7 separate regions of the Mus musculus genome follow, and regions 1, 2, 4, 5, 6 and 7 are each linked to region 3. The links are chromatin loops, found by intact Hi-C in ENCODE. Cell type or tissue: left cerebral cortex. All regions are shown on one strand.

What was found. Hi-C counts contacts between places; a loop is a spot of excess contacts. Peaks named below come from ENCODE experiments on the same cell type or tissue, not always from the same donor. Only the 100,000 strongest peaks of a DNase experiment are listed, where the experiment ranks them.
Region 1: it touches region 3 in a loop (2.3-fold over the local background); 14 of 42 quality-filtered maps call a loop at or near these places.
Region 2: a loop joins it to region 3, with 2.3 times the contacts of the local background. A loop is called at or near these places in 10 of 42 quality-filtered maps.
Region 4: a loop joins it to region 3, with 2.5 times the contacts of the local background. A loop is called at or near these places in 6 of 42 quality-filtered maps.
Region 5: it touches region 3 in a loop (7-fold over the local background); 23 of 42 quality-filtered maps call a loop at or near these places.
Region 6: it touches region 3 in a loop (6-fold over the local background); 6 of 42 quality-filtered maps call a loop at or near these places.
Region 7: it touches region 3 in a loop (10-fold over the local background); 13 of 42 quality-filtered maps call a loop at or near these places.

What each region holds. Positions count from the first base shown.
Region 1 is chr6:31,123,250-31,127,249 of GRCm38, forward strand. The region is part of intron 3 of Lncpint (long non-protein coding RNA, Trp53 induced transcript); the gene reads right to left. Among named protein-coding and RNA genes, the nearest start is that of Mir29b-1, 62 kb to the left of the region's middle. In left cerebral cortex, a CTCF peak has its summit at 2,134 (motif pointing right); DNase peaks (open chromatin) are centred at 2,210, 2,632 and 3,430; H3K4me3 peaks cover 1,159 bases; H3K27ac peaks cover 1,655 bases.
Region 2 is chr6:31,451,768-31,455,767 of GRCm38, forward strand. All of the region lies in intron 8 of Mkln1 (muskelin 1, intracellular mediator containing kelch motifs), which reads left to right. Among named protein-coding and RNA genes, the nearest start is that of Mkln1, 55 kb to the left of the region's middle. In left cerebral cortex, a CTCF peak has its summit at 2,201 (motif pointing left); DNase peaks (open chromatin) are centred at 969, 2,186 and 3,826; H3K27ac peaks cover 985 bases.
Region 3 is chr6:31,073,456-31,077,455 of GRCm38, forward strand. No RefSeq gene overlaps it. Among named protein-coding and RNA genes, the nearest start is that of Mir29b-1, 12 kb to the left of the region's middle. In left cerebral cortex, a CTCF peak has its summit at 2,474 (motif pointing right); DNase peaks (open chromatin) are centred at 20, 2,210 and 2,537; H3K27ac peaks cover 1,402 bases.
Region 4 is chr6:31,388,994-31,392,993 of GRCm38, forward strand. All of the region lies in intron 2 of Mkln1os (muskelin 1, intracellular mediator containing kelch motifs, opposite strand), which reads right to left. Among named protein-coding and RNA genes, the nearest start is that of Mkln1os, 7.8 kb to the right of the region's middle. In left cerebral cortex, a CTCF peak has its summit at 1,949 (motif pointing left); DNase peaks (open chromatin) are centred at 885 and 1,849; H3K27ac peaks cover 716 bases.
Region 5 is chr6:31,174,156-31,178,155 of GRCm38, forward strand. The region is part of intron 1 of Lncpint (long non-protein coding RNA, Trp53 induced transcript); the gene reads right to left. Among named protein-coding and RNA genes, the nearest start is that of Lncpint, 42 kb to the right of the region's middle. In left cerebral cortex, a CTCF peak has its summit at 2,390 (motif pointing left); a DNase peak (open chromatin) is centred at 2,472.
Region 6 is chr6:31,323,170-31,327,169 of GRCm38, forward strand. The region is part of intron 2 of 2210408F21Rik (RIKEN cDNA 2210408F21 gene); the gene reads left to right. Among named protein-coding and RNA genes, the nearest start is that of Mkln1os, 74 kb to the right of the region's middle. In left cerebral cortex, a CTCF peak has its summit at 1,672; DNase peaks (open chromatin) are centred at 855 and 1,767; H3K27ac peaks cover 2,248 bases.
Region 7 is chr6:31,154,275-31,158,274 of GRCm38, forward strand. The region is part of intron 2 of Lncpint (long non-protein coding RNA, Trp53 induced transcript); the gene reads right to left. Among named protein-coding and RNA genes, the nearest start is that of Lncpint, 62 kb to the right of the region's middle. In left cerebral cortex, a CTCF peak has its summit at 1,786 (motif pointing left); a DNase peak (open chromatin) is centred at 1,744.

The DNA of each region.
Region 1 (4,000 bases), 50 kb after region 3:
CTAGATTATCTTGGATACTTTGTCACACTAAAGAAAACTTAACACATCTGGCTAACTGTTCCGATTTAATTCTGATAACTAGTAGAGAGACTTGCCATTTTAAGATGGGGTATGCTTCAGGGGTGCTGTGCTACATGAGAGGTATGAATCCATCACTGAGAGGTACTCTTGCTCTTTATCCTGGCACACACACACACTCCCCCCTTCTGTACACACACACACACACACACACACACACACACACTCTCCAGAGTGGAGAAATTTGCTCAAATGTCTGGAGGGTGAAGTGAAACCCAATATGCTAAGCAGAGGCAGCTCTTGTCCTGGCCTCTGTCTGAGACACAGAGGAGGCCAAGCGAGTTTATTCAGAACCTCTATATGGCTCCAAGTTCAAAGGACGCAAGTGTAGTATGGGATAGAAGTGGTCAGAAGAATGGAAGGAGGTAATGACAGTGTCTGGTGTCACACAAGCAGGTCTCCTGTGTTGACTTCACCCCACCCCAGGTGATGAAAACAGGGAGGTGACTCTCTAAGTAAAAGCCTCGTGAGGACTGAACCACTCACATGGCCATGAGAACTCCCAAATAAAGCCTGCTCCCCCCAACTCTCAGCAGTTCTCCAATAGCACAATACAGGGAGACCACCCATGTGGGAGAGGCACCCTTCCAACACACACACAGACAGAGACATCGACATCAAAAATAAACAAGATAAACAACAAAAAGACCCTGGAAACAACAGAAAATTGAGGACAGCAAAGAGCAAAATAAAATCTTCCACTAGTAATCCAAAAAGAATTGAGAAAAATAATTACACCCATACAATATCAAGACATTATCCAAATAAAAGGCCTAGGAAATTAAAAATCACGAGCCCAAGAGGAAGCACCAGAAACCACTGTGGTGGTCAGCCTACTCACACAGCTTTGATCCCAGGAGAGTCATTCGACTATACAGTCAGTCCCTTCCCTGTGCTGTGCTAGGCTGCATGGGACTGTCTCAAGTTCAAATGGCACACACTGAACAGGTTCACGGTAAGAAGGCAGGGACACAATGTCCCACTGCAAGAAAATCTGTGTTTATTTTTAACTCCTCGGCTAGTTTACACCGTGATGGATAAACTTCTCTCCATACCTGTTTTTCCTTACACTGCCCTTCCTGTGGAAACAGCAGGAGCAGTGAGGTCAGTGGTTCAAAACCCTGCTCAGCACGGGGTCCTCCTCTGTGTGTGTGTGTGTGTGTGTGTGTGTGTGTGTGTGTGTGTGTGTGAATGCACAGATGTTACCGGGCACGAATATGCTGTCAAAGAACAACCTCGGCCGTAGGTCCTCACCTTCTACCTCAATATTTGCCCATTTTTATGTGCCAGGCTAGCGGCTGGGACTCGTTTCCACAGGAGCACTGGGATTACAGCAGTACATTCCTCCCTATTTTATACTGAGCAATGGCCCTGGCCTCCAAAGCCCCCCTTTCTATTAATGAAATAATAATAATAAGCTCTATCACGTGGTACTGTTCCAAAATACTACTCAACAGTAATATCAACAAGTGTATAAATAGCTTTTAAAAGGCTAGGGCAATTCCCTAAATTCAATATAAAGGAGAAAAGCAATGTATAAGTAAAATATTTATATTTCAATACAGAAATAAAGAGGCCCTTGTAACTTACTTGGGTTTGAGCTGACAGACAGGCCAGCATGATGGCAGTATGTTGCAAGTCACTGCCAAGTCTGCTGTCCTGAGCTCCATGCAAGAACTCAAAGTTAGGTGGAAAACCACACCTGACTCTTGTATATTGTCCTCTGACTTCCACACGTGCACAGCACGCATGTGCCATAGCGCGTGGGCACATAAGTAAGTGGATTTTTAAGTTTTTAAAGTAGTCAGATAAAAGGGTGAACCACTGTTAGACAACAAAATGAAAGATAATATACTCTGTGAATTACAAAAATACAAAATAGTTTTGTATTATAAAAATGTAAAGTTAAATCTAGGCTTAAAAAATTATAAACTAATTGGTGACTACATGAACACCTAACATAAACTCATTTGGAATACTGCGTACGTTTTCTTGTATGGGGCTTGCACCTTAAAGTTCCCTCAAAGAACAGCCAGAGCGCCCTCACGCATTTCCACTAGGGGGAAGACCTGCTTCCTGAGAACCTCGGCAAAGAGCTACGGGATCGCACTGAGAACCAGGGCACCAAAGACCAAGCACCCATACACCTAAGAAGCAGATGGCCGGAATACAAAATGGCTGTGAAGAACTTACTTTAGACCTTCGTCACTACATCTATATTCAATGCCATTTCCTCTTTCTGAACTGGGAACTATCAGGCGCTCCAGACAGAATTCGGGAGTGGAAAGCTTTCTCTCTCTGCGCCATTTATTTAGGGAGCACAAAGTGATTCCAACTTGAAAAAAATTTTAAGATTCAAATCTGGCTATTTAATGAGACCAGGGAGTTTTCAGAGCTGTATAGCTCCTGCTTCCTCAAAACAAGAATTAGAGCATTCTTTCGCATGTGGCCAGCACAGGAAGGGGGAGCCATTTACTGTAAATGCCTCTCTGATGCAACCAACCACCTCGTTCAAAGAGAGAATTCATCCAAGAAGATTTAGTCACTTCTTCTAGAAAAATGCCACCACACTGAATGTACACAGACCAAAGCCCACGCCCAGAGACAGGGATGAGCTGCTTGGCCGACAGAAAACAGACCAACAGACGGGGAAGAGAGATCTTGACTTCACCAGAAAAGATTCAGCAGTGTTCTTTCCGAGGTTGGCCTCTGAGACGGGCAAGCCGGACAGACATGTTACCATCAGTTCCTAAACTCATTACAGGGATCGTTCCCCTCTGCCTAGCTGTGAAAGCACCTCCTAAAAACTTCCTAAAAACTGGTTTAGAACCAGGAACTAGGCGTAATTAGTAACTTAGTAACTGTGGCTACTTAGTTTACAAAAACCTTTCAAATGCACAAGGAAAAGAGGAATCCTGTAATTTAAAATGTGAAACTGAAAGTACAACTTGATGAAGGTGGGTTACACATGAAGAGGGTGAGACAGAAGGAAACGCTGAATAGCAGTTGGGTTAAAAAAAAAAAAAGAAAACTCAAAGAAAAGCAGCTCTGAGCTTCTTTCCCTAACACCCCCAATCCACACAGAGGAAACTAGGGGAGGATCCCTCCCATTTCTGCTTACCCAGGGCACCCCGAGTTCTTCTTAGGGCAAGATGTGCGCACTTGCTTTTCTGGAGGAGGCAGGGAAGAGTCATGGCTGTGTTCTGATGAAGCCGGGGATCCCCTTGATGAATGAAACCACAAGGGGGTAATCTATGTTGGCTCAGCAAGCCATTGGCTACCGGGTGCTGAGGCGTGTGGAAGTCTCATTTGCCAACCTTCTGGTAAGCCTCTCACAGCCCATCTCAGGAGAGCCGCAGGATGCATTACACCCGGGCAGAGTCAAAACTAGACAGGGTTCGTTGTTTCCCTGCCACTCTCCCCAGCCCAGAGGAAACCACAGCCAACCACAAGGAGAGCTGGCTCCTCCGCCAGGCGAGAGAGAATTATGATGTCGACACCGGCAATTTACCAACGTATCCCACACCAATGCCAGAGCTTGCTCTCTGTATATGACTGCTGGTGAGTCTGAAGTAGGTACAGGCAGGCAGGTACCACACTCTCAGGCTAAGAGGCCGGGGCCATGGTTTGGGGATTCCATGGAGGTGGGAAAGTTATAAAAAAGGAAATGTTAACTTTTGTTGAAAAACTAACAAGAGCTGAAACAAAGGTGTAACCCAGCCTTCATAAACAAATGTTTCAATGTGTTCTTGAACAACCTGTGTTGATGCCTCTGTGGGGCCCAAGAGTGTGCCCCTCATCCAAGCATCCTGGGTCTTTATCCTGCACTTTACCATTTAGGGCCATTTGCCTGTCTAGAGAACTAACACTGCTGACCGCAGACACCATTGGGTGATTTCTCTCTGACTCTAGTCATCAGGAC
Region 2 (4,000 bases), 380 kb after region 3:
CTGCTGTGCTGATGAAGTTAGATACCCTAAGAGAAACTTGGCCTTTCAGTAGTTATAGTGTATAAACCTTTACTCTGTATAATGCCAGTAGTTGCTCAAACAGCATTTTACTTTTTTCTAAGAGTATTTATACCATTTTATTACTTTGTTGTGCTGCCTTAGTACTTGAGTAAAAATATTGTAGATTCATATTATTTTGTGAATAGTTAGAAAAATGCAGTTTGGAAACTAAGTCTGACTATTTTCAAAAACTATTAGTAATAAGACTGAACACTTTACACTTTGTTAAATATATAGTAACTTTAGAATTCGAGAGTACTGTTAGAGTCTTTGGAAAACTTTTCTTTCATCTTGCTTCCTAATCCGTGCCCCTTCTTGCAAATACTCGCCTGACCTACAGAAGTAGGCTTGAATAGCACGGGGCCTCTTAAGCGCTCGTTTCCCTGTATCAGGTTTGTTTATTAAAGAGGCAAATTGTATATAGACTGTTTTCTTGTTATTAACACATTAAGAGAAATTGTGTGGAGAAACCCCTTAAATTTCCTCAGCAAAATGCACTTTGTTCCAGTTTGTCAACCTTGACACTTAAAGCTGACCTTCAGCAGGCAGAAGCTCCAGAGTGCTTACTCCCCTGCTGTCTGTGGGAAAGAGACCATACGTGACAGGGAATGTGCACATATGAGAAAAAGATCATTTAAAAATAGGTTATGGAATTTGAAGGTGGAAAAGAAAGATTGAACTGATAGCAAATGTCAGGTCAGAACTTAGTTTTACAATGTCACTGAAGATTACATTTAGCAGAGGTTCTTCTTGGGAAGCTCAGAAGGTGAAGGTGTGGACATCTTTCCTACCGTAATCTGTTTTATGCACTAGAGACAGAATTGTAGCAGTTTCTAAGTGGGTTTCTCTAGTCTCAAGAGTTTATATGAGTTAATTGAGGTGTGAGCAGGGCTGGATGGAGTGCAGCATGGTGCTGTCTCATGCCTGTACTAGGCGTGTCAGTTAGGAGTAGGTCAGATACAGAATACAGTAGAAGTCACGCTCCTTTTCCAGCAAGGCTTAAAAGGGAAAAAACAAAATAGCCACAAATAGCAGTGAGTCATGTATGGAAATAAATTAAAAGCCAAGTACAGCTAGGCATAATGGTGTATGCCTGTAAAATAAGTACGTTTTATTTTGGCTTATTTGATGTGGTTGTATGCCAAAGCAGTTGTTCCTTCCCAGTGTTTCATGTACCTTGTTTTCTTAAACATTCAGGTTAATAGTTTCTAAGTTTCAGTGTTTTTTTCCAGTCAGTAGTTTGAATAGAAGCTTGCTTAATGCCAGATCCGAGGGTAAAGTAACCATAGAAGTTTATACTTAAATTTTAATATTTAATTGCCAAAACTTATTCCATCATGAACCATATTGTACTTTCCGTAGTAGCAGATAAATGTGATGCTGTGTCTTACTGTATCTATCGGTATGTTAATTTTATTAACTATAGTCTCAGAAACTGATACCTGTTTACTTAATATTCTTTAATTGTGAGTTGGGTTTCAACTGTGATTTAGGTAAAACAGGTTGTGTGAAAAGACGTGTTTTGTTTTTGTTTTTGTTTTTTAAGCATAGAATGTCTTATTTTAGGTTATTTATTCTTCCCGTGTAATTATTGCTGAATTTTAGGAACTTAAAGTATAAATCCCATGGCTGCCCTCTGAGTAGGTTATAAGACTCAGGTAACATATACCATTCTTTGATACCTGCAAAGAAGCTGGTGGAGTTGTCGCAGAGGCTCTCCATAACTTTCTGAACCCTGGACTACCTCTGTAGCAACCATATTAAAGTGCTTCAAAAAAAAAAATCTCAGTTCCCCTTAAGCTTTTTAATGACGTGAATAAAGTAGAGTTTGGGTTGTTAACTGCAATCAGACATTCATTCATGTGGCTACAATTCTGCCTTTTGTGCTATGTATGATTTGTGTTTGAGTGTGAGTGTGAGTGTCACAATGTGTATATGGAGGCCAGAGGACAACTTTGTGTAGTCAGGTTAACTCAGGGCATCAGACTTTATCCACTGAGCCACTTCACTGGCTCCTGCCTTCTTGTTGATACTTGATTTTGTGTCTGACTTTTTGGCTGTATCTGTTAGGACATAGTTGATACAGTCTATAGTTTCAAAATGGGCAAACTTGTTTAATTGTAGTGTGCCATCTTGTGGAGGTTTATGCAATCAGCAGCCTGATTTACTAAGTATAGTGGTAGATACTGCAGTTGAGTACTTGAAGCAAAAGCCTGTTTTACTATACAAAAATGTATACAAATGGTGTACAAAGGCCAAATTCTTTACTTGTTTTAACATACCTCCCTTATTTTTAATTCATGTTCAATGTGTAAATTATAGCACTGTAGATCCATGGTTTATTTGGTTCTAGTACTAAATGTTATATCCTTTGTACCCAAGAATTATAGTTTAATTGTAACATTTGTGAAATAGTAATTTGTGGATTGATTGGTGATTGCCTGAAATGGTCTCTTAAAGGAAATTGGCTTGAAATTTTGAAAATAGGCTACTATTAATCATATTGCCACCGATCTCTCTCATTCCCTATGTCTTTCTTTTCAGTCAGTTCTGCAGCAAGTTCAGATCCTAACCAACCCCTCTTCTTAAGGTTTTCTATAGTTCCTTCAGTGTTTGTGGGATTAAGTTTAAGCCCTGATCTAGTCACTGCCTGTCTTTTTAAACTTCCTGTCTGGCCACTACCTTTGTGTCCTTATTTTTTATACATTTTCTTTTATTTACTTATTTATCATATAGTTTAACTTCTTTGAATGCAATGTATAGGTCTTCACTGTGTCTTTATGAAAGGTAACCATATTTAGAAATTAGGAAACTAGTGGTTCAAGGACGTTTGAGGTCACACAGCTGTAGAGAGTGGAGATTGAAGCCTGACTTTGGAGTTTATGCCTTTAAAACACTGCTGTCACGCTGTCTCCATATCATTGTTACTCATTTTACTTTGCTTGAACAGCTTTTCTGTGCCTCGTTTACTGTGCCAGAACACAAAGCTACTCTTCCCCCAAGTCTGTGCTGTGTCCCTCAGCCAGGTACTCTTCTGTCCTAGATTGCCTGTTGTGCTTTTGCCTTCATATGGGACTTGGTCTCCTCTGCCCTGTGGTCACTTACATACCCTGTATAGTCACATCCAGATTGTAAGTTTTTCAAGGCTAAGGAACTATTCCAACTTTGTTTTCAGTGGTTTGTAAGTTCAAATCAGTGCTTTAATCTTTTCAAATAGATATTGTTGGAGTGCTAAGAGAAATTGATAGCCAGGATAGCCTATATTCCTTTAAGGGGAATACTGAACAGAAGATGGTTGCTGCTTGAGGAAGATTGTGTTCCTCAGGATATCCACGCATGTCGTTACAGGACTTGTATGTGTGGGCATGGACTTCCAGTAGGCCGGATTCCCTGCTAAGATTGATGCTTTTCCTTTCTTTTCTACACCGTACTTCTTTCCATAGTTCTCCTTAGATAGCTTCATAGTTTAAACCTTTTTATCTTTTATATATTAGTAACACTTTTTGGTATTTGTTTCTGGGTGATTTATCTTTGTGAAACTTAAGTGATTAGGTGATGTAATTAAAATTTTTTGTTATACCTCTTTTATTTGGGTATATCAAAAAATAAGTTTTTACAGAATTCATTTCGCTGTACTATTGCTTCAGTTGGGCCACAAAGCTTCCATGGACAGGAATGACATCTTGGCTTGATTCTGTTGGGATGTTTGCCCTGTGCCAGATTTTATTTTGCTCAGCTATCAATGAGGCTGTTGTGGAAATGTGGGCTTTCTTTGCTGTGAGAGTTTATGCGTACAAAGAGACCTGCTTTTCAGAAAGAACATTGAGAACTCAGAGCCTAAGAGGAAGGGTTATTAAAGTTAATGAACCAGGGTAACCTTATCCAGAGGGTGCCCAGAAGTACTATAAAACAAAAGGTCAATTGCTACTGCTATTTTAGT
Region 3 (4,000 bases):
GGGATGGCCTCAGCAGGGCACTGTTCCCAGGGTGGTGACTCAGCTCAGGAGGTCCACCTGCTGCCTGCTGCAGCTTTCCAGGTCGTTCTAGTCACGAGGGCAGGGGGACTGAAGGACAGCACAGAGCCAGGCCCAAGGCGGCGCCTGAAGGAAAGTCTTTGTTTTAGAAGGGGCTAGTCCTATGGCCAAGGGGGATTCACATCTATGGCCTAAGCAACGTGGGTTACAAGGCCAAAGCCACAAGGCCACAAAGAGGACACCAAGGTGACTATCACTACAGGAAATGAAGGCAGGGCCACAGGCGTGCACCTGGTTCTTAAAAATGTTGACTCTGAAGTAGCACACACTGGCTCACCCAGAAACTCTAGCACTTTGGGAAATGTGGGGAGGAGGGTTTGGAGTTCAAGGCTAGACTTAGTCACAACAGAGTAAGTAGTAAGTTAGAGGCCAGCCTGGCCTACCTGAGACCCTGTCTCAAAAAGTAGGAAAAAAAATAATCCTGGGTTTTCCTTGCCAACTTCGAAGGTGATGGTTTCTAAAGAGGTACCAGCACTTAAAGGCTGCCAGAGATCAGAGCATGCCTAAGGCCTTTCAATGGTGAGATCTAGTGACCCCAGGGCATTCTCCCTCCTTTAGACAAGCCCTCTGCCAGGAAGAAAACCTGCTGCCCACCCTGGGCTTCTCCACACCTAGTCTCTTCCAGACACATGCTGAGCTGGCAGAGAGTTTGGACCCTGAGCTCTTCTGCCTCAAAGTCTTTTTAAAAATTCTTCCATATTTCAAATGTAAACAACTTTCGCTGTCTGGTTATGACAATTCGTACCTGTTCCTTAAACACTCCGCCAACCCATTCTGACATGTTGCCTGTTCTGGGCTCACAGCATCACCCATTGATGGTGTCAAATCAACTGATCTTCCCTGGATTTTTTTTTTCCTTTCATGTCCATAGTGTGTGCCAGACATTGTGTCAAGTGCTTGGGCTACAGAGAGAGGGCAGGGTCCCTCGTGGAGGCAGGTCACAGTTAGAGGGCAGCCCCAGAAAGGTGGCATGCTTAACGAGGAGAGTGAGGCTCAGAGGAAGTAGCTGGAGGCTTTACTGTGGCCTTGGGGCTGTTTATATAAAAATGTAAGGAACCGGTTCGACGAGGAAGGGAGATGGGTGGGAAGGGCGGACTAAAGTACACATGCCATCAGCTGCAGTCTATCCGAAGCTTGGAGTCCAAAATCTTTTTACGAAGGTTAAACCTTTACCAGGTGTGAAGTGCGACAGCTGTGTGAGGGGGACAGGCTGCAGGATGGGTCTGGAGTGAGGCCCTTTATAGGAGAAAGGCATCTTTTATAGGCACCTTCTATAGGTATTTTGTTTAACTGCCACCACATTCCCTTAGCCATCAATCATAAGCTGCCTTGTGACACTCTCTTCTTTGTTGTCACTCTCCCGAATGTCTCCCTACTGTGTGCCCCAAACTCTACTGATGGGTCCTGTGGTGGAGCCACATGAGGCCTTATCCTCAGAGCAGTTCAACTGAACCCGTCCAGAACCCCCAGCAAGTGCTTCTGCTGCAGAGCGAATCAAATGCGCGCACCACCACCCAGTTGCTACTAAGCCTTCAAGTCTGGGTAGAGACCACAGGTAGGTCTCAAGAGTCACTGAAGGGGTTTGAACAAGGAGAAGTTTCAAACAGAGGAGCCTTCCAGTAGTGGGGGGAAAATAGACACCTCCTGTGCAATGCTGTGGTGAAGAGGTTTGGGAGTGCAGCTCTTCAGATAGCTTCAGCAACCCACCCCCACTCCCAGCCAGTCTCTCAGCGCCATGAGCACCCCCTAAGTTTGCTTCAAAGGAGACCTCTTCCCTTTATGCCTCCCCATAGCCAGTGAGCAATGGTCAGATGCCAGGGCGATCCTATTACATAGGGGCCCAGAGACAAAAGGCAGTCTCTACTTTCAAGTTAGCTTGTGGAGAAGAAAAACATCTGATTATAATACAGTTGTTAAATCCTCTCAAGTTTCCCCCCTCCCTATTCTCCTTCCAGCCTTTTGGCTTTCTGTTTCTTTCTTTTTCTTCCAAAAAAGGAGCTGAGGCATGCTGAGGGAAGTGAGCCAGGCCTGCTGAGAGGGAAGCCGGGGCAAGGGGAGGTGGTACCTGAGATGACTTTCAGAGGTGTGGTCATCAGCCAGGTAGGTGGGAGGGAGAGCACTGTAGGGCAGAGGGGCCTGGCAGCTCTCCCGGGAGCTGGACGAGAGCCTGTAACCCTGGGAGCCAGGAAAGAGCCCATGTGCCTGGAGCAATGTAGGAGGGGGCATGGAAAGTGACTCCCAAGTCGAAGAGGCGAGAATGCTGATTATGTATATGACAAAGCAGAAATGCTAAGTATGTAGGCTGGACCGATGTGTGTAGAGTGAGTGTGTCAGAGGTCACTGCTAAAGCATCCCTTCACAGAGCACGAAGCGAGTTACACGTTGCTTCGTGCTGGCCACCAGGTGGCGGCCTCATACAGCCAATGCTGTGGAAAACCAGAGCCATCTAAACTGGAGGGAATGGTGCTCCCACCCACTAAAGGGCAGAACTCCATCAGCTCCAATGCCAGAGAGGATATACAAGCTCACTACACAAACACTTCTCTCCTACTGAAAACCCAGCAGAATCCCTGGGCAGTCAGTGGGTCTGGGGTGAGGAGTCTGAGCAGCAGCAGCAGCAACAGCAGGGCTAGGCCTGTAGGAAATCCCCCAAAGCAGGAAACAATAGAGGCTCACAGGGAGTTCCAATGAGAGGTCACCTCCAGGAGAGGCAAGCAGGTAGAGGCTGGGTCTGACTCCACCCCTTTTGGCTCAGGGCACAACATTCAGGTGGGTGAAGCCAACTTTTCAAGCCCACCTCTATTCCTCACCACCGTCGAGAGGCTGCCTCCTATGCAATAACTTGGACCCAGGGTGGCCCCTTCTCCCCCTCCCCCCCCCTGTGATGAAGGATGCCTTCCTTCTTCATGTAGAGGAGGAGGAGAAAAAGGAAGGACTTAATACCCTACCTGGGCTCCCCAGTCCCAGCACCCCCCCCCCCCCGCCTCCCCAGCATTGTCCTCTCATGGTCTGGATCTCTTAAGAGAACATTCTAGTTATTTTGGTATCTGTCACTTGGCAACGGTCTGGAGAGGGAGAGGACAGTAACTGAACTCCAGGCCTGGGACAGGCATCCGTGACTTAGCCTTTCTAGAAAGGCCAATCAGCATGCAGGCCTTTCACACACACAACCAGATCTATGTGCACCTTGGAGGGCTTCTAGCACGTCACAGAGGGGGAACAACCAAAAAGATCATGTGTGTGTGACTCGGATGTGCTCAGAGCTTAGTCTGGAGGCAGCGGGGCTGTGAATCCCACCTGTGGGGAGAGGTGGGCAGTCAGGAGAGAGGCAGGGCTTAGAGCTTCCTGGTCCTGTTCCAGCACCACTCTCTACAGTACCACAGGCCGGGGTCGCCAGAAGGCCGGCAGGGCCAACCACTCTGCAAATAAAAAAGGGTAGTAAAACCCTAGGGTGGGAATTTATGCTTTCTGGTTACTTGCAAGAACCCTCTCACCATCGCAAGTGACTCCAGAGACTGCCCACAGGTCCCAGGGAGAGCCCACATAAATCACCTAAGAGGTTGTACTTGTACTCGAATAAAGTTTTAATTAACGCTCCTTGTTGGTTCAATCAGTGCACCCAAAGTATTGAGCAGGCCCATCATTCCCATGTCAGGGCCTCACAGCAGACAAGAGGAATGAATGGGAAGGGACCAATGGAAACAGGAGTCCTCCAGCTCAGAGGGTTTGTGGGGTAAACCACAGCTCTGCAAAAGGGCATCTGGTCACACCACAACTTGGCAGAATGGAGGGATGCTGGACGCCACGCCCACACATGTGGGTGTGTGCACTGCTTCCCCCTCACCTTAACAACGCACACTCCTTTCGTGTGTCTGAAACGGTAGATAGCACACATTCGAGTGAAGAGCACTCTCATTGGAAC
Region 4 (4,000 bases), 320 kb after region 3:
CAGTGTGTGTGTGTGTGTGTGTGTGTGTGTGTGTGTGTGTCTATGCGCGCATGCCACTGTCTGGGACGTTCTGGATATCCCTGTGTCCCCTCACTCTCTGACTTGCCCTCTGGGTTCTCCTCTCTAATGTGAAGTTGTCCAGAATTATTTTTTTATTACCAACTTTCCTATCACAGTCATTCCCCAGTTTACTGTTTTGATATCTGTAGATATAGATGTGTGTATGCATATATGTGCACACATGTATGCATGTATGTATTCCCCACTGACACCGATACTAGCTTTCTGGAGCCACGGCTCCTAATCTGGAAGAGATTTCAATATGGTGCCTTTTGTATGAACAAGGAAGGGTTGTCTTGACTGATTCATGGGTGCCAATTCCTATGGAACTATAGGATTATTGTGCTATCTAGATGATTCTGCTCTGGTCTATTGATACCCATCATTAGAAATATGACATTTGAAACAAGATTACATCCATCACCAACATCACTACTACTACCACATATAGTTTTATACCAACCACTTCTGAACAGACATAAGCCAGGCGTATCCTCTGTACCTGGTACATGGGAGAGGAAGGGTAATTGCTTACTTCAGTGAATAGATGGAAGTTTAACAAAGCAAGGGAAGTAGAGCCAACTAGATGAAAGGGGGAAATTAGGGAAACTAGTTATGCCTAGAGTTTCACAGAACCCAGGCTATGGCAGGGATCGAGGGCACAGGAAGAGTGTAGCTTCAAAGCTCCTTGACCTTGGCCATGACAACCCAGATGGATGGAACACTCTTCTGCTGAGCCAGTTTCCCGCCCCCACCCCCAAGGCCTTTTGGTTCCAAACATACTAAGAATCAGTGTTAATTGCTCTTTTGAAATATCGTTTTGTCCGCTCCATTCGGATGTGGCAATTTGCAAAGCAATCTCCAGCAGTTGACAGTTCGTCCATAGCTGTGTGGTATCCAGACATTTCCTGGGACTTCTGCCCACCTCCTATGCAGCTGGCAGTGTCTGCCAAACCAGGATATGTGCTCAGCTGGGATTAACTTGGAACCAAGTGGCGCTTTGTTGTGTCTAAGATTTGTTTAAATTCTGCAAAGGTGAAGGGCAGTCCTACTTAATCCAAATAATAAAAGCGAAATTTAAAAATTAGGACTGAGGATCATAGCTCAGCTGGGTAAAGTGCTCATCATTTGCACCAGCAGGAGGACCTGAGTTCAACCTCCAGGAGCGAATGTGAAAAAGACAGGAGTGGTAGTGCACATGTAATAATCCCAGCACTGGGAGGGTGGGTTGCTGCTGGCCAGGCAGCCTAACCTCCTTGGTGGGCCCCAGGTCGGTGAGAGCACAAGTCCCAAAAAGGCAAAGTGGAAGACACTTGAGCTGACCTCTGGCTTACTCATGCGCACATGTGTCCATGCCCGCCCTCTCCAAATTAAACATTAGCAGGTGCGTGAAGACTGCCTGAGTCCACACTGGGCTGATAAGAATTGTCGCTCTGACAGGTTCAAGGACAAGGTCAGCAGGCTGGTGGCTGGGAGCCCAGGTCAAGAATCTGTATTCTTTGTATGATGCCCTCTAGATTTATGCTTGTGGGAACTGGGAGAGTAAAGTTACTGGCTGTTTCCTTTTGAAGCTCCTTCCTTTTGGCCAGAGAGATTCTCAGCTCCTTCACACTTGGCTTCAAGGTCGTAGCCTAGACCAAAATGTTTACAGAAAAAGCTAGGCACTTATGAAGAGGACTCTCTGCCAGCTCCTACACTCCCAGTGCCTGGCTCCAAACAAGCTCAGCAAACCAAGGAAGGGATAAAGTGGCCTCTGGAACCAAGAATTTTTAGGTTTGATTGCCAAAGGGAAAGCAGATGCATTCTGCCCTACTTCCCCGACCGCTGACACAGATGCTGCTGCTGCTGCCATCTCCTGGGAGAAGACAGGCCTGGCCTAAACTTCACACCTGATGCCTATGTCTAGGTTCACCCCTGACTCAGCTTAAGGCCCTGCTGGGCAAAGGCTGAAATACGTTTGCCTTAAGAAACAAACAACCCCAAACTACCTACTTAATCAACAACAACAAAAAATATTACACTTGTCCTTTTTGCATTTCTTTTGTTCTTTTTGGACAGCATTTTGCTTAAAGAAATGAATTCAGGGCTAGGGAGTACAGCCACCATAGAAAGGGCTTGTCTAGTATGCTCAAGGTCCAGAACTCCACTCCCCAAATTGGAAAAAGCAGGCTTCATAACTGTCAGTTTCCGGACTATCAGAGGCTCCTCCTCTTAGCTCTCTGAACCCCGAGCCCGATGGTAATGGCGAGGATGCATACACACTGGCTTTTAAAGGAGAGAATACATACAAGCTTACTGATCCTCGATGTCCAAGCATCTCAGTTTACTTGCCAGGCGATTCTGAGAGTTGAGATAGCAACGGGAGCTCCAAGTATTCAAGACATGGTCAATGGGAACACGATCATGCTTCCAATCTCCCTGGGGGGATTTTCTTTAGTATCTTAGTTTCTTTTCCTGCTGCTGTGATTTTTAAAAAGGCAAACTAGTAAAACAAACAAACTCAAAACTAACAAAAGCAAGTCAGAGGAGAAAGGGTTTAGCTCAGCTCATACTTCAAGGGTACAATCTACCCCGGCAGAGAAGCTGGCAGTTGGCCACACTAGACCCAGAGTCAGAAAGCAGAGAAAGATGAGTGCTCATCTAAAGTACTCAGCTCACTTTATAATTTTATTTAATTCAGAGTTTCTACCCATGGAATAGTCTCCCTTATAGTTGAAAGGGTCTTCTGCAGCTGGTGAGATAGCTCAGTGGTTAAGAATAGTTATTTTTCTTGCAGAGGACCCAGTTCAGTTTCCGGAATCCACATAGTGGCTCATAATCATCTAGGAATCTAGTTCCAGAGTGCCCAATCCCTTGTCTTCATAGGCTCAGGATCATCTTCTAAAGCAAAGTGCATGCATTCCAACATTGACAGTCCCTAGAGCCCAACGGTTCTCAGCCTTCCTAATGCAGCCATCCTTTAATACAGTTCCTCATATAGTGGGGACCCCCATCCAGAAAATTATTTTTGTTGCTACTTCATAACTAATTTCACTGCTGTTATTAATTATTATGTAAATATTTGATATGAAGGGTATCTGATATGCAAACCCTGTGAAAGGGTCCTTCAACCCCCAAAAAGGCCGCCAATAACAACTACAAAGTCTCTTAACTGTGAGTTCCTACAAAATAAGCAAGCTATATACTTCCAACATAAAATGGCCAAGAGTAAATATTCCTATTCCAAAAGGAAAGAATGGGGGCACAGAAAGGAGTGACTGGGTCAAAGCAAGACCAAAATCCAGTAGGGCAAACACCAAATCCTACAGCATTGTGTCTTGCATCAGAGGCTTGTAATACAATCATCTGGGTTCTAAATGGGCTGGATGGCTCCACTCCTCCAGCTCTGCTGCCTGTAACACACATAGCCTCTCTCTTAGGCTGGCACCATTCATCCTGTCAGCTCTCATTGGCAGACATCCCATGGTCCTAGTTATCTCTAGTGCCCCCAGGTCACCTATATAGCCATGTGCACTGGCTTTCCCGGGCCTCCTGGTAGGGACCCTGACTCCCGCACATGCTACCTGGCCTCAGTGGCTCTGCAGTATCAGTGCAGATCAGGACTCCATGACTGCTTCTAAGTTTTCATTTTTAGTGGTTCCAAACCATGCAGATGCTGCTGCCAAATTCTGCTGCCAGTTCATGATATAGTCCAGCCCCCCCGTACCACAGACATGGCAACATCTGTATGCCTTCTGGGCCAGCTTTGGTGAAATAGTTCCTTAGGTGGTTGTGTTAGACCTTCATGAGTTGGAGCCTCTGAGGGTCTTGTTCTCAGGGACCCTTTCTCCGTTATCCCAGTGCAGGGCGGGAGGCTCCTCCTCTGGGCTGCCGTTTTACTTAATGGTTACACTGTTTCCTCATTACTGCCCCGGATGCTCTCCTAACTTGAACTTTCCTC
Region 5 (4,000 bases), 100 kb after region 3:
GGCATAGCCACATAGGCTGCAGAGAAGGCTAAGTGTTTAAGGGCACTTCCTGCTCTTCCAGAGGACAGTTCTCAGGCCCCACATTGGGCAGCTCATAAACACATGGAATTTCAACTCCAGAGGATCCGAATTCCTCTCCTGGCTTCTTCGAATACCTGCATACATGTGCGTGTGCTCCCACACATTCACGCACGCACTCATGCACTCACACTCTCTCTCTCTCTCTCACACACACACACACACACACAGAGAGAGAGACAGAGACAGACAGACAGACAGACAGACAGTAATGCAAATTCAGAATCTCCTACATAATCAACACAATTCTAACTAAAAATACAAGAAACCATGTTATACCCTTAGCTTGGTAAGAATTAAACTCTGACAGTGACAAGTGTTAATGAGGCTGTGGCCCAAAACAGGCACTTCAAAGAGCAAATCATGACAGCTATTAAGTTTCAAGTTGTGAGTGCTCTAAGCCCCTGGAACTTCCTGGTTATCTACCCCAGAGCTAATCCGGTGCATTCTCTATGAAGTGGGAAAAAGTGCAGTTACTCTTCTTCTAATAGTTAAAAAAAATCTTTAATACTCAGAAGTCTTTCAATAGGAAAATACATTTTAAAAACAGTGACATATATCTGGAGACATGACTTAGTTGGGTGAACATAAGTTTAGATTCACAGGACCAGGTAAAAAGCTCAGGACAGAGGCACATGCCTGTAACCCCAGCAAGGGAGGGGAGGGGAGGGGAGGGGAGGGGAGAGGTGTATCCCTGATGCTCACAGCCACCTGGTAAAGCCAAACTGATGAGTTCCAGGTTCACTGAGAGGCCACAAAGCCATGGAAAAAAGGCACCAGACATCAACCTCTGGCCTCCACATTTGAGGGCACACATACATACACTAACAAGTACATTACCACACATACAAATGAACGAACTTCAAGACCATAAAAATACTAAATAAGGGCTACAGACAATTAATATAAATAATCTCAAAGTTACATCATTGGATGAAAAATTCCAGGTCAGAAAATGCATACAATACGAACTGTGACGATCAGGGAGACATACTGTCCCGGTCCCTTTTAAGTAGGGAAAGCTTACTCCCCACCTCTCTGAGGACTGCTGCAACCTGACAGCCATCTGCAGGAGGAGTCTCATCCCTCCCATCCCTGTGTCAGGCCAAAAACTGGCAGATATTAAGCTATATATAATGTAAAGCCAGGACAGGCCCTAGCAGTCCCTCTGGGGATCAGATGAAGCCTTCGTGGAGCCTTTCTGACTGCCTAATTTGTCCCTCTGCCCAATCCTCATTTCTTCTCTTCCATAAGCATCAACACTTGGACTGATCTGACATCCTTCCCACACCTCCATCTTCTCAGCCTCTCCTTCCCTCCCAACAGACACAACTGATACTTTGGATAGAACATACAAAACACAGCATGCTGTGAAATGATGCTATGTTTGAGAATATATGTATGTTTACATTGTCATGTTTTTAAAATGCATTGGGATGACAAGATTCAGTAGAGAGGAAAGCAGTGAGGAGCAAAGGCTTCTGGGAAAACACATAGTATGTCTTAATGACCACGTACCATTTGAGTTCTATATTGAGTTCCTTATGCACTTTTTGTATTGCTAAAATGACCCATGATTTTAAAGAGTAACTTAGAAAGATGGTGGCCTGCCTCTTTGTTAGCTATGTTCTACCTCCTTTCTGCCTCCCTGAGCAAGAGAGCTGGCCTCTTGTGACCAGTGCGAGTATCGCAGTATTGTGACAGAACCATAGGGGTGGGAGGAGAGCATGTATGAACACCGTGCTACACAGTGAGGTAAAATCATGCCGCGTTCTACACAAGAGCCACTTTCCTCTGCTGGGGGCAGCAGCAAGCTCCACGTGAGTGAAATGAACCACAGGAGAGCTCTCACATCAGCTCCCCAGGAAACAGCCCTATAATGGGAACCAGGACAGGCTGGCTGCTCAGGGGTGGTGTTTAAATCTGCCACAAACAAGTCACAGATAAAACGTGTAAGAAGGAACCAAAGGGAAGGGAGAGGCTTAAGGTGACCTCCTTCCAGATTCGGAACCTTTTCTAATACTCAAAGCACCACAGTAAAATTACACTTAAAAGCAAACACCGTGAGCTCAAACTTTTTCCCTTTATAAATGTAAATTCCAGCAAAAGCTAGCCATGGTGGGTCACGCCTTTGAATCACAGCACTTGGGAGGCAGAGGCAGGTGGATCTCTTGTGATCTTGAGGCTAGCCTGGTCTATACAGTTCCAGTCTGGTCAGGGCGATATATTAAGCTCAAAAGAAACAAATACTAGCAAAATGAGAATTCATGCCTTAGATCAGGGGCTCCCTCTTGTGGCACACAAAAGCCTGCTTCCGGGAGTGGCTCGTCAGCCTGGAGGACCTTCTAGAATTTTCCAACAGTGGAGACTTTCATCTTTGCCATTCAGTGATAGGGAAACAGCTCACTGGCTTCCTCTTAGTACCTTCGCAGGGACCTGTGTTCAGCTCGGGTGTGCCGCACCCACTTTGCACAGCAGTGGCACAAACGACATCTGCCCACATGAACGTTTTGTTGTCAAGATTGCTCCTAAAGCATGTGTGGACCATATGTCACGAAAAGACTTACCTATGGCTCAGGGAAACCCTAGCTTCAACTTGTGTTTGGATAAGTTCCGGGGTAACTTAGAGTCATGATCACTAACAAACCAAAAAAGTGGATCATGGACCAGTTTTCCCAAGAAAGAAGAGTAACTTTCTATATTCTTTCCCCAACATTACCCCAAAGGGACACAAAGAGGACTTTCTTTTGTGCATCTGCTTGTTACTGCAAGCACTTCCTTGAATGACAAGGCATAAATAATCACACTTCCCAAAATAGTAAAGTGTCACCCTCATTTACATACTGATGTCAGTGTACAAAAGCAGGGAAGCTTATACTTGGTGCTAACCAAAATCCTAAATTTTGGCTTAGTGAACTTCAGTCAAACAACTGTTTCCTAAACTACTTTATTCCATTTGCTTTAGACTAAGGAAGTTTTTTCTAAGCTTATTGATTTCTTTTATTAAGATGGTGGGGAAGGTGGGGGAGGCATACGTTGGGAGGTGTCAGAAGGAAGTGATGGAGAGTTAGGGGCAGATCCAATCATGAAATACTGCATGTATGAGTGAAACCATCTAAGAATAAAGAATAGTCTTTTAAAAAATTAAAATGTAGAAGTCTACCCAAAAGACATTGAAATGTAATTTTCTATTTTAGATATGAGGGTACTGGGAGTGGAGACGGCCAGACTCCAAAATCTGATGCCCTTCTGGTCCTACGGTAGACAATGGGCAGCTCCTGCTGGAATGCGCTCCAAGGTTCCTCTTAGCTACCATCTACTGCCCCAAGAACCTTATCCCTCCCTGGGTTGGGACTAAAGGTATGTGCCACCATGCCCACTTGGCTCTTCCTGTTTTAGTTCTCAATTTCCTCTAAATAAAGGAGGACTGTACTGTGAAAAGAAAACACAACTCTACTTCTACTTCAGGTATGAAATATAAATATGCTTTATTATCCTAACGAGTATCTTCCACAGGGAGAATAACCTCACACTGTGCCACTATTACCTCAGAGGACCCAAATAGCGGATGCTCTGAAATGCTGAGGTTTCTCAGGATAGACAGATTGTTTGCTTAGACTTCTGTCAGGTTCCATTAGCAGGTTGTGAATTAGTTATCAGCAGCCCAGAAGGTGTCAGCGTCCACTTTTCCCAGTTATACTCAATGCTCTGACAAACATCAGCCAAACTTAACCTCCCTACTTGCCAACGGGAAAGGCGCTTTACAGCATTTGGTCTTACTGCCTCCATTTGACCTTCGTGAAGCTGTCGCAGGCACGGAAATTGCCTCCCTGTTAGAAGACTTACATGTAGGCATTATCTGATCTAGTATAGAGATGTTTAGGCAGTGGTTTAGGGCCAGGGCTTGGGGCATGGTTTAGCC
Region 6 (4,000 bases), 250 kb after region 3:
TTCCTAAAGCTACTACCTTCCGTAACACATGTATAAAGGAGCAACCATACCAGAGAATAATCTCAGAGAGAAAAGGGTGAAGAGGAAAGGCACAGGAAAAATCCAAGCCTATTTATTGACTTGTTTCCTCAAGCACTTACTTATTGTGAATGCATGAATGTCCCCACGCCATTGCTTATGTATCTCCAGAGGCCCTCCATCTGGATGTTTACTTGGTCCACAGTATCCATGGATCCTTAATCCTCGGATTCAACCACCAACAAGATATTGGTGGCGGTGGCATCAGTGGGGGGCGGTGGGGAGGTGTTGCGTTTATCCTGAACATTCATGAATTATTTTCTGAGTATTTCTGGAAAGTCTAGCATCACAACAGTTATACGACTTTGATATGATGTGAGGTATTACAGGGTATCTAAAGAGGATTAAAATATGCAGGAAGATGTGCATAGGATGTGTGCACATAGCATGCCATTCTGCAGAACAGACTCGAGCAGCATCATGTTTTGGTCTCCCAGGGAGACTGTAACTAACCCCGTGTGGGAACTAGGGGCCATTGCTGCAGATCTGAAGCCTTGCTTCCCAGAGGCTGAAGGTGCTCCCTGGCCCAGCTTATGTTCCAAGAAACTTATCTTTTTCTGGTGATGTCCCCTAGGAACAGGAAAAGGTGAACTCAGACATGCTATGCCCCATTTTACATTGCAAATCTATAGCTCTTCCCTTCAGTGACTAGCTGACCATTCTTAAATCTTGCTCTTGTGTGCTGAAGAGTGTAGCATCTCTGTCCCCAGAGATTACAAAGGAACTTTGCTCTTTGCCCAAAATACCTCTCTCTCCCAAAGCAGCTTCCCCTCCTCTGAGAAATGCTGTCATGTCAGGCTGCACTGCCCTTGAACCAGACAACTTTCTCTGCTTCTTTATTTGTCTAAATAAAGCTAACCTACATTTGCTGTCTAATTCATTCAGATGCTTGCTCGTGCTATTTAAAGTACCCCTCAAGGCCCCTGAGAAAAAACAAGATGCTTTATCGCCTGTAAGGAACTTTAGCTTTGCTGGTCATCTAAGGGATTCAAGAATTTTAAGAATCCATTGAGCCTGTTCTGACTGGGACTTGAAGAACAAAGGAACGCTTCAGGTTTTTGGTTCCACACAGATTTCATTGACTTGTGCACTGTTGGGATGAGTTGACAGAAAAAGGAGTTAAAATGTAAGCTTGTGTGTGTGTGTGTGTGTGTGTGTGTGTGTGTGCATGTGTCCTTGTCTCTAAGTTTCATGAACTCTAACTTTTCTGAAGATGAATCTGTCATTTTTCATTGTGGTCTCTAGTGACTGATTGGGCCATTGTGGGTTTATTTACCCCTTTGGGAACAACTGTGAAAAATATAAAGACAGCTGTCATCTCAGTAAACTGAATTTGAGTATTTGGTTTGTTGCTACCTCTCCTTTTGGCCTTCATGGGCCATTTCGTTAGAGAATCCTGTCTCTTCCATGTCCCAGAAAAGCAAACGGTACAGAGATCATTGCAGAACAGAATTCCACTGTGAATTTATAAAGGACTGGGCTCAGAGGCCTGGCATTTGCTGTTTGTTCCTTCAGATCCAGAGTGTATGGGATCTGTTGGCTTGCCTTGTGGGAGGGCAAGCCGGTACCGCTCCATTGTCTTAACCACTAGGGCCCCGCTGCTACCTTCAGCTCAAGCTTATTATCAGCATCCACTTATTCAGCCAGGATGCTGTGACGTCCATTGCAGAGAGTGAGTCAGAAGCCACAAGCTAACAGGTCTATTCCTTTCCTCTGTCACCTAGGAAACCAACTCATCATCCACAGGAAATGCAGGCCCCGATGGGGAATGTGCCCAGATCAGGTTAGAAAGCTGGCAATGAGCTTTTCAAAGGAGGTCAAATAATAATGTGCAGAATCGTGTTCTGAGGTGGGAAGTGGACCTAGCCTCAGAAGAGTGGGTGCGGTGGTGGGGAGGGCTAGCCAGCAGAAACAGCCAGCAAGAAAAATTAATCAGCTAAAAGCAAGCAAGATGTCTGCTTTATAAGAACATGTCCAAGGGCAAGAGATATACAGACATGATCTCATGCCCCCAGCAAACAGCACTTTTGACCCAGTAGTTGAGGGTCTTTGGAAGTGGGTATGCTTATGCCATGTGTAAAATGAGAAGAAGAAATTGGTGATGCACCCATCTAAGCTTTCAGTAGTTTGAAATCCCACTATATGCTCGTTATTCCTTGAGTTTCAAAAGTGTGGGCAGTATATTCCCCAGAACTACCTTTCTAAGAGCCACACCCCAGTTTCTCCTGTGCTTCATCACTGTTAGCAGGTGCTGTGTTCTTCCTGACTTTATACCAGTGGTCCATTGTCTCTAGTGTATACGTCTGACAGATCGCAGTATCCAGACGTCAGTGGGTAGCGGTTTAATACGGCTGAGGCTGAGAAAGCCTACCTTTCGTTTTTCATGTTGTTTGCCAAGGTTGTTGTTTCTAGGGAGATTTACACTCCCATTGCTACAGGGGTGAGAGATCCTACATGAGAGCCTGTGCATTCTCCCAGAATCTCCTGTTCTGCACACAAAGGATTTCTGAGTGAAAAACAAACCTCAGTCATCATGTGGCCCAGCCATCTCATTTTTCATACAAGAGAGGTGAAGTGACTGCATAGGGAAGTGGTGTGTAGATTGGTGGCAGGGGACTTCTTCCTGTGGTAGAGAGAAGAGATAGCAAGTTAGATGGAAAGCTCAGATGTATCTCCAGGCCACATAGCTGTATCTAGAATTGTTAAAATCAGTGAGCTGCTTTGATTAATGTATAGAGTCCTAGAGAGGGACAGGTGGCCCACCATGGGAGGGTCAGTCCATTCCAAGAGGATGAGAACCATGAGTACTGGTTGAACAGGGAACAGTGACGGCCCCGAGTGTGTACAGGGGAGTGCAGAGCAGTGATCAGAGTTCCAGTGGTGACAATCTTAGAAGAGTTGAAGGGCATAAGACTACTTACCCTGGAGCCCAGAGGGATTTTTATGGGAGAGGTAGGAGGAGGCGTTGTCAAGTAGTTGAAGAGCTATCTAAGACAGCTTAGATTTATTCCCTGTGCCTGAAAAGACAGTAAGAAAGTGATGTAAGTTAGAGGGTGGTAGGGTTTAGTGCCATATTAATAATGTTCTAATATTTCAAGGGACAACAGAAAAAAGCAGTGGGGTCATAGCAAACTAACTGACAGGGCAGTAAAGTAAGCCATTGTCCCTGCAGGATGTCCGGGACTCACTCATTCTTCCAAAAGGATTTATAGGGTTTACTAGACACCAGCTATTTGCCGCTTGCTCTAGGCACTAAGGATATGAACATGAATGGTAGTCACTTCCCACAAGGAGCTCACAGTCCACTGGGGGTTCTTGTGAGATCCCAGATATCTAGACTCCTGAGAGACTCACACAGACAGAAGGATGGATTAAAGGGGCTCAGTGTTTGCTGTCTGTGTCGATGACGACAATACTGGCTGCTGTAGTCTACCTGGAAAGTGATCTCATGACTCAGGAATACGGGAAGGTTCTCTTATCATATAGCATCCAAGAGCTGTACTATTCTTTCTAGCAGCAGTTCAAAGACAGCAGGCTTTCTCTCTCGTGACTCTTCCATCCTTCAAATGTGCAACCTACAGAGCCATTTCTAGCTGTTACCAAACTGCTGGCAAGTGAGAGAGAATGTGGCGTATTGGGGTTATGATTTTGGGCTGAACCGAGAAGTGGTTCTCATGTCCTCTGCTCATATTTATCTGCTGTAATTCGGTCATGTGTCCACACCCAGCAAAGAGGAAAATTAGAACACAGCCTTGGTTTTGGGAGTCACTCAGTGGTTGAATGTGCACTTAACGCTCTGAGATTGATCCCGAGCAACAACAGCAGCAGCGCCAACACACAGGGCAAGGTAAGGGGCACAAAATACTCCCCAGAAAAAGAGAAAGCAGGTTTTGATGCCTGAATGACAAATCCTTTACAGTAG
Region 7 (4,000 bases), 81 kb after region 3:
AACTTTATAGACTGGAGATGAAGATCCACACTTGAGTATGAATGACAGAATGCCCATGAAATCCAAAGCACAGCATGTGCTGCCCTTATTCCTCCTCTATTCACTAAGGATGCTCTGTTACAAAGCTACACTGTCTCATCCCTGAAACTTGAAGGCTTCTTCTTATCACCTTATCTTTAGGGAGGGTTACCAAGATAATTTCCCCATCTCCACACACCTGGGAATATCCCATCCCAGGGCGGCAGACTACTGAAGCAGAGCACTTGATAAAGCTACTGCCAAGTTACTTTTCATTTCAAACATCCCCTGGGCAGCTACTACACTTAGGCCAAAGGGAAGGGGCCACCTAAGAATCTACACTAGTGACAAGGCTCTCAAAAAGCACAGCAGATTGGCAGATGTCAAGCACCCAATACCACGAAGTCACTGAATGCAAAAAGTTATGTGGTTTCTGGGGAAAAAAATCTTTAAAAGTGACTCCATTTCTTCTTGAACTAGGTACTCATGCAGTTTCTTCTAATGACTAGAAACTCAGCCATATGCTGTGTGTGTGCTTCTGTGTGAGTGTGTATGTGTACAAACATACCACAATTTACTGAAAACACACATGCAGTGGGCAAAGTTTGTTTGTTTTTTAATACTCATTATCATTCCTATTTCCCAGATTGTACAAAAATGAGAGGTCTATGTGTGGCCAAAATCTAGCCAATAGCAGGGCTGGAATTCAAACTGTTCAACAAATCAATTAATGTAAAGTATTTTAATGCAAGACTCTGTTATGAAACTTACTGGGGCTTGAGAGGCCTTTAGTTTGTCAAATGTAACACACACACACACACACACACACACACACACACACACACAGAGTACCAAGCAGTGGATCATCCAAGGAAAGGTCCAGAAATGGTCAAGAGGCTCAGAGTCAGAAATCATGGTATGCTTTTGTTCTGAGATTGGGTCTGGTCTAGCCCAGGCTGAATCTCCAGCTCACTCTGTGGCTGAGCATGGCCTTTAATTTCTGATCCTCCTGCCTCCACCTCTCAGATGCAGGATTGCAGGTGTGTGCTAGGGGACAGAGTGTGACAGGAGGAAGCTGATCATAATGGGGATGGGTCTGAGCGGGAAGCTGTCTTTGGACAGGATGAGACTCTGGGTTATACTGCATAGAAAGCCAGGCTCTCTTGTAGAGAGCAGACCAGTGACGTCCAGGAAGACCCACATTCCTAATGACAGAGACAGTCCCAAGCATTTCTATCAGATACTTAACCTGGAAGCATTCAGTAACTATTTACTGCCTGAGACTGGATGGGGAGTGGAATTCGGCATAGTCTGTAGAATATTGAAATACAAGTAAGTGGAATCTATTCACCTGTACGGTACTTTTCTTAAAGATATCTTCGTATTAAAAAGAAAAGGCAAAAATAACAAGAGGCTCTGTTACCTAATACTGCAAAGAGGAGCCTTCCTCATGCCAAACAGCATGGATGGAAATGTAAGCCTGACGTCATAATAAAATATTGAATCTGCATCCAAGAAAAACTGTTTATCTAGCAGATGTGTTAGCAGAGAGAATGAAACAGTTGCGGTGAAGCCTGAAGCCATGAAAGCCTGTTCCCTCCCTTCCCTCTTGTCCCTTTGACAAGACAGCTTGTCACTTCCAGACTTTTAATGGCATCAATTCTGGTGACACATTTGCCAAGTGTGTGGGGGTGGGGGTGCAGAGAAGGAACGGGATAAAGAAGGCAAAGCTGGCAAGCAAGAGAGAAGACAGCCAGGTGCCACCTGCTGGCCAAAAAAGAAAGGGACAAATCAAACGAACCCATCAAACGCAGGACACCAAACCAGAAGGGACACCTGAAGACACAGGCTCACACTCTGCTTCCCTTGCACAAGCCTTAGCTCACAAGTGACGCCACATTCCACTGTATGGAGGGCCCACCTCACTACCAACTACAGAGAACCAGCACTTTGCTAGGAATTTCAGTTGTAGTACACCACTCAACATGGCTACCTCCCAACAATGTCTCGGCTTATCCAGGAAGACCCACCAGGAGGAGATGTCCCAGTCTACAATCCATTCTAATTATAAGTTGAAAACTTCTAAGGAATTGTTAGCTGGCTGGAGACAGAGACAGGCAGATCTCTGTGAGTCTGAGGTCAGCATGATCTACACAGTGAGTTCTAGGCCAGCCAGAGCTACCTCAGTGAGACCTTGTCTCAAAAAAACAGAATTTGTTAGCCCAGGGAAGTGGCTTGTGCCTCTATAGTCACAGCACTTGAGGGGCTGAAGCAGTTGCTGCAAATTTGAGACCAATCTGAGCAAAAGGTCCACTGGGCCCGAGCTCTGTCTCTATCTTAACTACTAGGAAGAAATGTTAGCCAGGTGCGTAGGACTACAAAACTGAGGTTAGCCTGGGCTATATAGCCAGAATCTGTCTGAACAAAATACCTTTTTCAAGAGCAAGTGATGTATAGCAGATTGTATTCACTCAGAACAGCTAGCAAAAAAAAAAAAAAAAAAAAGGAGGGAATGGCAGACAGACCCTAGCTCCCTTTTACGGAGAAAATGCACATTTGTCGAAGGCAGATGCATCACTGAAAGCTTTGTTTGTGACACAACAATATATACTGTTCTACACGAACTTCATTTCATTAAAAAAATTGAGGAAAAAAACTGCCCAAGATGAACACACAAAAATCATGTCAGATGATACTTTAACCGTAAATAAGACAGAAAAGGAACCTATTACAAGAACAAAATGATTCAATTTCACATACCAGTTAATAAGCAAGGGTTTACTAACTTCCCTATGGAAGAAGAAAAACCCAAATTAAAGCAAACTAATTGACAGCCTTCAGATGTCAACACTCAAGTTCAGGCTTGTTTGTAACTATGACAACCAGATACTTCCTGTAGCCAAGAGGTACAGGCAGCTACTGCCTATAAGATACAGGAAGGGCTAAGGTATGTTTGAGCTGGCGTGTCAATCTTCGAAGTCACTCCCACTTCCTCCAAGATCTCTAGTGATGGAAGCCATTTCAAATCATTCTACACCACACAAAGAAATTTCTCCCAAAAGTCAGGTGTGATCCCTGCTCTTCCCAAGGCCTCAAGGATATATCTTGCTTCTTTTATTAGACTCAAAATATGGCAAGAAATCCAACATGAACTTCTGTTCTTATCCTACCCCCATCACAGCCAACACTGCCCAGCTCCTACTCCTCCGGGAATCCCTACAGTAACCGCCACAAGGACTTGCCCAACCCAATGCTGTAAGACTTGGGGGCCAGAACCTCTGAGTAGCTGGACTTTTTTTTATAACTTATTCAAACTTTGAGAAGTTACTTCCTCCACCTGGCAAATGAGGAAATGGGATAAGGTGATCTCAAAGGGCTTTTCAGGGGTTAAGTTTTGCTTTAGAAATAAGCACCAAGCGCACTGGTCATCTGAGACCATGGATCAGTAAGTAAGAACAAATACTACCGACCCAAAGCCCCATGCCGCCTGGTTCAAGCTTTACATTCTCAGGAAGTCAATCTATTGAATGGTCGAAACCACTATTAACTGCTTGTCTGAAGACCCCATTAAATAGTTCCTATTAGGGTTTAGATGTCCAATGTCTCCCACAGACTCATGTGTCCCAACAGTGTGGGCAAGTCTGGGGCCATCTGGGACGTCCAGGCACTAGCAGGAAGCCTCAGGTTCCCACTGCCAAGTCCCTTCCGACAGCTGGTGGGTCCCTCTCCTCAAGCTCCAAGCACAAGTAGGTTGGGGTGTGTTTTTCAGGTTGCTTGATCACAACAGAAAAGAAGAGAGACAAAGGGTGCTAAGGGGCTTTGCCACTGTTTTCAGAGAACATTTTCCGCACAGCCTACTCTGGCCTTGAGTGTGATAGCCTCAGCCTCACTGTCCCTGTGATGATGGTGTTACAGGTTTGTGTCATTCCCCAGGGGGGTTTTTGCTTGTTTCAGATTCAACAGCTATTAGTTTTAGTGTGTT